2 separate regions of the Homo sapiens genome follow, and region 1 is linked to region 2. Evidence: read pairs that join two places in POLR2A ChIA-PET (ENCODE). Cell type or tissue: Panc1. All regions are shown on one strand. Each heading gives the region's core, and the rest is flanking DNA. Links, peaks and the distances in the headings are about the cores only.

Evidence for each region. ChIA-PET counts read pairs that join two places held together with the same protein. Peaks named below come from ENCODE experiments on the same cell type or tissue, not always from the same donor. Only the 100,000 strongest peaks of a DNase experiment are listed, where the experiment ranks them.
Region 1: POLR2A ChIA-PET joins it to region 2 with 8 read pairs; 2 of 35 experiments call an interaction of 5 or more read pairs at or near these places.

The regions. Positions count from the first base shown.
Region 1 is chr17:82,336,962-82,341,346 of GRCh38, forward strand. No RefSeq gene overlaps it. Among named protein-coding and RNA genes, the nearest start is that of SECTM1, 5.4 kb to the left of the region's middle. In Panc1, for the core only: no CTCF peak of the experiment used is centred there; a DNase peak (open chromatin) is centred at 2,334; H3K4me3 peaks cover 1,124 bases; H3K27ac peaks cover 1,626 bases.
Region 2 is chr17:82,163,168-82,167,552 of GRCh38, forward strand. It overlaps CCDC57 (coiled-coil domain containing 57), which reads right to left. Exons shown (of 19, transcript NM_001394669.1): 13 at 33-190. Among named protein-coding and RNA genes, the nearest start is that of CCDC57, 47 kb to the right of the region's middle. In Panc1, for the core only: no CTCF peak of the experiment used is centred there; no DNase peak of the experiment used is centred there.

The DNA of each region.
Region 1 (4,385 bases), core at 213-4,212, 170 kb after region 2:
GGATCGCTCCTCTGCTCTGCGCACTTTTATGAAAGGGCCTCTGACCCTCCCACTGTCCTGCTCACTCTGCCCGCGCACCCCCGGCCACCTGGGGGCCGCCCCCCAAAGCCCTCGGCCCGTGGACAGACTCGCAGCCTCCTGGGAGCCGAGCCAACCGGCCCCACAGATTTGTGCATGACTCAGTTGTACCCACTGCTCACTGGCTGGAAGGGTCTCACGGGTCCTTCCAACATGTAATATTCTCTGACTGTTGGGAGCAAGGGTCTCTGCAGGTGTCCCTCCTGTCAAGGTGTCAGTGGGGTAGGTTAGGTCTTTTATATACTTGTCAATTTTTTTTTTTTAAGACGGAGTCTCGCTCTGTCGCCCAGGCTGGAGTGCAGTGGCACGATCTCAGCTCACTGCAAGCTCCGCCTCTCGGGTTCACGCCATTCTCCTGCCTCAGCCTCCCCAGCAGCTGGGACTACAGGCGCCCGCCACCACGCCCAGCTAATTTTTTGTATTTTTATATACTTGTCAATTTGTATGGGCTTGAGCTATCAGTAATTAAGAGAGATAGGTTGGAATGGCCTCCTATGGTGGGGGCTTAGCAGCCTCTTCTTGTGGTTCTAGGAATTTTTAATCATATATTTGGAGGCTTTTTTTTTTTAAGAGATGGGGTCTCCTGTAGTTGACCAGGCTGGCTTGCAGTGGCTGTTCACTGGCAGGATCGTAGCTCAATGTACCCTGACCTTCTGGGCTCAAGCGATCCTCCAGCCTCAGCTTTCTGAGTAGCTGGCACCACAGGCAGGCACCACAGATAAAAAGTCTAAAATGTTTGCTTCAGTCTTTGTCGTTTTGTTGCTCTTGTTCTTGTCTTGTGCTAACCTAATTCTAATTTATCTATTTTATAATATTCGGAAGTTTTAAAATATGAGGCTAATTTTAAATTCTTACCCAGCATGTGTTTCTGCTTTTGGTGGAATCCACAACCCAGCTTGTTATTTTCCACCTGAAAAGGCTGTGCTCCTCGAACATCCAGTTATGTTGCCCTGAGCCCCTTCACTTGCCAATCTTCTTGGTATTTCTTTTGGGATTTCACTGTCTTTATAGCTTCACTTTATTTTAATTCTATTTATTTATTTATTTGGGGGGGATGGAGTCTCACTATGTTGCCCAGGCTGGAGTGCAATGGCACGATCTCACCTCACGCAACCTCCACCACCCGGGTTCAAGTAATTCTCCTGCCTCAATCTCCCTAGTAGCTGAGATTAGAGGCGTGCACCTGGCTAATTTTTGTATTTTTAGTAGAGACGGGGTTTTGCCGTGTTGGCCAGGCTGGTCTCTAACTCCTGACCTCATAATCTACCCACCTTGGCCTCCCAAAGTGCTGGGATTACAGGCGTGAGCCACCGTGCCCAGCTGTTATAGCTTAATTTTAGAAAGAATGGCATTTTTAGGGCTGGGTGCGATGGCTCATGCCTGTAATCCTAGCACTCTGGGAGGCTGAAGTGAGACAATCTCTTGAGGCCAGGAATTTGAGACCAGCTTGGACAACACAGTGAGACCCATCTTCACAAAAATAAAATAATGAGCCGGGCGTGGTGGCCAGTGCCTGTAGCCCCAGCTACTTGGGAGGCTGAGGTAGGAGGATCTCTTGAGCCTGGGAGGTCGAGGCTGCATTGAACCGAGATCAGGCCACTGCACTGTAGCCTGAGCAACAGAGCGAGACCCTGCCTCAAAGAGAGAGAGAGAGAGAGAGAAAGAGAGAAAGAGAAAATACTTTTAATAGTAATCCTTCCTAGCCAATGAGATAGGAATGCTGGGTGGTCATAGGAGAAATGAGAAATATCAAACAGTAATCTTGCAGAAAAGCAAGAAAGCAGCTGTTAGAATGAGCCACAGAAAGCAACTGTTAGAATGAGCCACGGAAAGCAGCTGTTAGAATGAGCCATGGAAAGCAGCTGTTAGAATGAGCCACGGAAAGCAGCTGTTAGAATGAGCCACAAAGGCAGGGATGAGCCCGGACTGATGAGACCCTCGACCCCACAAGCAGGAGAGGCTACGTTGGAGGAGGCTGGCCGGATCCACCGTGGCACTAGGCTTGACCTGTGCCCACCCCAGACCTAATTGCACACTGACTGCCATTCACAATCACGTACACACCAGCGTCACGGCAGATCCAACCATGCCCATATTTAGTATAAAAATATCTGGCACCCCAATTCTAAGAAATCGTCACCTTTTTCCTAGAAAATCTAATGATTATTCCACCCTCTAACTAGGAAAGCCCATAAAATAGAAACTCAGGCCTCGTTGTGTGTGACTCACTCTCGGAGCACGCCCGTGCCTCTCCTGTGCGCAGGCATTCACTTCACAATAAAAGCTTCTTGCCTTTTGTCTCATTCCTACTCATCCCGAATTCTTCCTCATGATGGTGTCAAGAACCTGGACACCGGCTGGCACTGGGGCTGGCATCTCGCCGGCATCTGCAGACCCTTCTCAGTCCTCCGGCCACAGAGCTGCTGCTTTCCGTCTGACTTAAGCGTCATGGCCGTGCCTGTCCCGGCCAGGAATCCTGTCAATGGCCGTGCCCAGCCCTGCTTGCTCTGCGGAGCCCTGGACTCAGGGGAGCCTCCAATGTGCCCCCAGGACGGTGCTCCGTGCAGGAGGAGTGGTCTGACCACATTCTACTCTCTCCCCTTGGCTGCCTGCCCCTTGATTCCTGGAATTCCCAGAGAATCAGGACGCTGTTCCCGGGAAGACTCTAACCACCAGCAAATGCCCAGGTCCGAGGGTGCCCAAGGTCGCAGGTCCTGGATCTGAAGCTTCCTGGAGATGCCTCCTCCAGCCTCATGGGGAGAGGAGGGAGGGTTCCCAAAGACACCCAAGAGTGAGGATCTGGTTCTGGGCTGCTGGAGAGGAGACGCCTCTGGGAGACCCCCCCAGAGTCCCTGTGCCCCCAAAAGCCCTGCCCCCAACCCCTCCCCCAGTGCTTCTCTGTGCCCTCTCACCAGTGCCTCCCCCAGTGTCCTCTCCCCCCAGTGCCCTCCCCCAGTGCCCTCCCCTGGTATCCTCTCCCCCGTGCCCTCCCCCAGTGCCCTCTACCTTGCCCTCCCCCAAGTGCCCTCCCCTGGTGTCCTCTCCCCCTCTGCCCTCCCCCAGTACCCTCCCCCATGCCCTCCCCCAATGCCCTCTCCCCCAGTGCCCTCCCCCCAGTGCCTTCTTCCCCTGTGCCCTCCCCCCATGTCCTTCCCCCACACCCTCTTCCCCTGTGTCCTCCCTCTGTGCCCTCTTCCCCTGTGCCCTCCCCAGTGCCCTCCCCTGTGTTCTTCCCCAGTGCCCTCTTCCCCATGCCCTCCCCCTGTGCCCTCCCCCCAGTGCCTTCTTCCCCTGTGCCCTCCCCCCATGTCCTTCCCCCACACCCTCTTCCCGTGTCCTCCCTCTGTGCCTCTTCCCCTGTACCCTCCCCCAGTGCCCTCCCCAGCTTCCTCACACCCAGTTCCCCCATGCTGAGAGGCTGTCAGTGATGGAGGTTTGGGGTGGCATTAGACCACCTCCCAGGAAGGGCGAGGAAGCATTTCTGTAACATCAGAATGCGGCAGCAGAACTTCCCTGAGGAGCCGCTGCCCAGAAGAGCTTCCCCCTGACGGTCTTTCTAGGATGAGATTGTCCCGCACCTGCCTCCCCATCTCCTGTCTCGGTTAAATCCCTCTCCGAGGGCATGGGAATGATAGTTGTCTTTGTTCAGCGTATCCGAGATTTTTTTTTTTTTTTTTTGAGACAGAGTCTGGCTCTGTCACCCAGGCTGGAGTGCAGTGGCGTGATCTCGGCTCACTGCAACCTCCACTTCCTGGGTTCACACCATTCTCTTGCCTCAGCCTCCCGAGTCGCTGGAACTACAGGCGCCCGCCACCACGCCCGGCTAATTTTTTGTATTTTTAGTAGAGACGGGGTTTCACCGTGTTAGCCAGGATGGTCTCAATCTCCTGACCTTGTGATCTGCCCGCCTCGGCTTCCCAAAGTGCTGGGATTACAGGCATGAGCCACCACGCCTGGCCAAGAAAAATGGATTCTTATTGCACTGATGCAACCAACTGTATCACCATAAGAGTACTCACAAATAGTTTCCAAATTCTAGAGGAACCAGGGAGAGAAACAAACATGCTCCAAATTTTGTTCACAGGAGAGTACCTTGCTCAATTATTAAAGGCCGTGAACAGTTCAAGTTTCTTTGACTCTGAAAAACAAAACAAGGATCAGCAATATTCTAAAAGGTGCTTTCTGAGGGCCGTCCATTTAGTTCACTTTTTTTTTTGAGATGGAGTCTCGCTCTGTCCCCCAGGCTGGAGTGCAGTGGTGTGACCTCAGCTCACTGCAAGCTCCACCTCCTGGGTTCACACCATTCT
Region 2 (4,385 bases), core at 146-4,145:
GGAGGATGACCCCACAAACTTGACTGCCTCACCTTCTGTCTGAGTCGTGTCACCAGCAGGTTTAGGAGCTGCACTCTGTCCCCGAGCTTCCTGAGTGCCAGTCCAGAGGATACTGGGCCAGCTTGGACAGATCCTCCTGCTTGACCAGCTTGGACAGACCCTCCGGCTTGACCAGCTTGGGCAGACCCTCCTGCAGAGAAGAGTGGCTTCTGTCAGCTCATACCTGAGAACAAAGGAAGACCTTTCTGGGGAGACACACATCTCTATCAGCTCTCCCTTTCCCGTGAGGCCATGGCACCAGCGGCTGACCCCAATGCGAAGCTGTTCTTCATTGGAGTCAGCAGATCTGGTCCACGTGAAGATTAGAGATGCTGTACAGAAAGCATAATCCTCATGTAAAGAAAGCAAGAATCCTTGTAGGAAAAAGTCTGACCTTACCACGTAATGTCTGATAGAGACCAATTGCTCCAGTCTGTCCAAGTAAAGAGCCACTTGCTTGGAAATGAAGAAAAAAGATGCCACATAACACAGGGTCAAAGAAAAAAATCACAATGGACATTAACAACTATTTTGAATGGAAAGATAACAACAATACTACCTTAGAAACTTCAGGAATGAATCTAAAGCTGTCCTTCCAAGAATAATTACAGCTTTAGATAAATATTTTAGAAAAGAAGAAAGGCCAAAAACCAATGAGCTAAACATTCATCTCAAGAAATTAGAGGGGCCAGGTGCAGTGGCCCATCCCTGTCATCTCATCACGTTGGGAGGCTGAGGCAGGAGGATCCCTCGATCCCAGGAATTCAAGGTTACAGTGAGCTATGACTGAGCCACTGCACTCCAGCCTGGATAACAGAGCGAGACCCTGTCACACACACACACAGAAAAATAAATTTAAAAAGAATGACCAAATTAAAGCCAAATAGGGCCAGGCACGGTGGCTCACGCCTGTAATCTCAGCACTTTGGGAGGCTGAGGTGGGCAGATCGCCTGAGGTCAGGAGTGGGAGACCAACCTGGCCAATGTGGCAAAACCCTGTCTCTGCTAAAAAAAAAATACAAAAATTAGCCAGGCGTGGTGGTGCGCCCCTGTGGTCTCAACTACTCGGGAGGCTGAGGCACGAGAATCGATTGAACTCGGGAGGCGGAGGTGGCAGTGAGCCAAGATTGTGCCACTACACTCCAGCCTGGGTGACAGAGTGAGACTCTGTCTCAAAAAAAACAAAAACAAACAAACAAAAAAACGCCAAATAAAGTAGGAGGAAGAAAAGATAACGTTAGTATTAGATACTGAGGAAACAGAAAATAAATGTATAATAGAGAATCAACAAAATCAACAGTTGATTCTTTGAGAAGGCTAAAATAAACACCCAATAATACTAAGCAAGGAAAAAATAGAAGCAAATGACCAATATAATTAATGGCAAAAAGGAGTCAACACTTCAGATCCCACAGACATTTAAAAACTCATAGGATACTATAAGCAACTTTATGTCAAAAATTTGAAAATTTAGATGAAATGGACAATTTCTTAGTAAAATATAACATCAAAAATGTACAAAAAAGAAAATCCAAATGTCCTACAACTATGAAAAAAACTGAATACACAATTTTAAACCTTCCCACAAGGAAAACTCCAGGCCCAGCTGGTTTCAAAGTTGAATTCTACCAATTATTTAAGAAAAATTAATATAAGTCTGATACAAACTTTTTTAGAAAACGGAAAAATAGAGAATACTTTCCAACATATTTATGAGGCCAGCGTAACTCTGATTCCAAAACCTCCCATGAACATTATGAGAATTGAAAATTATGGGCCAGTCTTACTCATGAACATAAATGTGATAATTCTCAATAAAACACTGGCAAACCAAGCTGGGTGTGGTGGCTCACACCTGTAATCCCAGCTACACAGGAGGCCAAGGCAAGAAGATGGCTTGAGCCCAAGAGTTCAAGAATAGCCTGGTCAAAGAGCGAGACTGTGTCTCATTTAAACAAAAAACAAAAGAAGTATCAGCAAACCAAATCTGTCAAACTATAAAAAGAAGAATCTATCACTACATGTTGAATTCATCCCAGAACTGCACGGGCGGTTTAACCCGACGGAGCCCCTACAGTCCACCCGCATTTTGCCTGCTAATCTCAGCTAAAGGCCCAGCCAGAACACAAAAAGCCTCACTAGGGGAAAATTCTGAACAGTGAGAAATGAAGGCTGAGTGTCTAGGGGCCTCGGATCCCAGGGGTGGCTGGCAAGGAGTCCCTCGTCTCCTTCCTGCACACACTGGCCTGGTGCTAGGCAGCCACAACCCAGAGCTCAGACCAAAAAAAAAAAAGGCCGAAGAGAAGCTGCTCCTGGGACCAACGGAGCAAGAAGACGGGGACGTGCAGGTGGAGCCCTTGGGACCACACCTGCCCTCCTGCCAGCCCATGGTCCTGCAGCCTGCTGTGGACAAAGGCCAGCTGGGCTTCTGGGAGAGCATGTGGGGAGGGTCACAGGAGGAAGGAGGTCTGCGTGAAGACCCCTGAGGAGCTGCCGTGTAAAACCAGCCAGAATCCACAGAACCAGCACAGCAAAACCTCTGACAACCGGGCCTGGCGGGGGACACTGCCCAGGATTTAACTGGCCACTTGGTAGCTCATGTATGGGCAGAGGAAAATAGCATCATCAAGGCTCTGGAAAGTAATGGACATTCAAACCTCAGCCCACCAGAGCGGGCCAGGATGCGCAGTGTGAACCCAGAAAGGCTGACTACCTGACAAAAGAAAAGACAGAATTAACATAGATTTAATAAGAACTGGAATTTCATAATGTGACACTCAAAATGTCCATGATACAGTAACAAATTACAGGAGGCTGCTTGTAATTCCAGTACTTTGGGAGGCCAAGGCAGGAGGATCACTTGAGCCAAGGAGTTTTGAGAACAGCCTTGGCAATATAGTGAGACTCCATCTCTGATTAAAAAAAAAATTACTCGTCATATTAACAACCAAGAAAATCTCAATGTGAATGAAATAGACAACACCAAGATGACACAGACATTGGAATTATGGGATGAAGATTTTAAAGCAGCAGTCATAACAAAACTCCAGCAAGTTACTGGGGAGGGTAGAGGTGAGAGAATTGCTTGAAGCCAATAGTTTAAGATCAGCCTGGGCAACATAGTGAAACCCCATCTCTACAAAAAAAAAAAAAAAATTAGCTAGGCATGGAGGTGGTATGTACCTATAACCCCAGCTCTTCAGCAGTCTGAGGCAGGAGGGTCACTTGAGCCCAGGAGGCCCAGGCTGCAGTGAGCCATGATAATGCCGTTGCACTCCAGCGTGGGTGACAGATCGAGACCCTGTCTCTAAAAAAAACAAACAAATACACAAACAAAAAACTCCAGCAAGCAATTTAATACACTCTAAAACTTATGGCAAAATGAAAGTTCCAGTAAAGTAAGATATAAAGAAAACTAAGGCCAACTGTGATGGCTCATGCCTGTAATCCAAACACTTTGGGAGGCTGAGGCAGGAGGATCAATTGAGGCCAGGAGTTCAAGACCAGCCTGGGCAACATAGTGATACTCCATCTCTACAAATATAAAAAGAAATTAGCTGGGTGTGGTGGTGCACACCTGTAGCCTGTAGTCCCAGTTACTTGGCAAGCTAAGGTGGGAGGGTCCCTTGAGCCCAGGGGGTCAAGGCTGCAGTGAGCTATGACCATACTACCACACTCCAGACTGGACAACAGAGCAAGGCCCTGTCTCAAAAACAACAACCACAACAACAACAACAAAAAAAAAGGAAAAAGAAACCCAAAATGGAAATTTTAGAAACAGAAACAAAAATCTCACTGAATGGGCTCCACAGCAAAATGGAAATGACAAAAGCAAGCACTGATAAACCTGAAGAACAGAGGAAAAGAAACTGTCCAATTTGAACAAGAGAGAAAACAAATTGAAAAGAAACAAAACACAGCCTCAGGGACCAGCAGGACAATAACAAAAGACCAAACGTTTGTGTCCTCAGAGCCCCAGAAGGAAAGAGTGTGGAGCCGAAAAAATTACTTGAAAAATAATGAATGAAAACTTCTGAAATTTGGTGAAAGACATAAACCTTCAGATCAATATCAAAAAGAATAAACCAAAGAAATCTATGCCCAGATACAACATAATGAAATTTCTGAAAACTAAAGACAAAAATTCTTTTTTTTTTTTTTGAGATGGATTTTTGCTCTTGTAGCCCAGGCTGGAGTGCAGTGGCGCGATGTCGGCTCACTGCAACCTCCACCTCCCGGGTTCAAGCGATTCTCCTGCCTCAGCCTCCCAAATAGCTGGGATCACAGGTGTCCACCACCATGCCCAGCTAATTTTTGTATTTTTAGTAGAAATGGGGTTTCTCCAC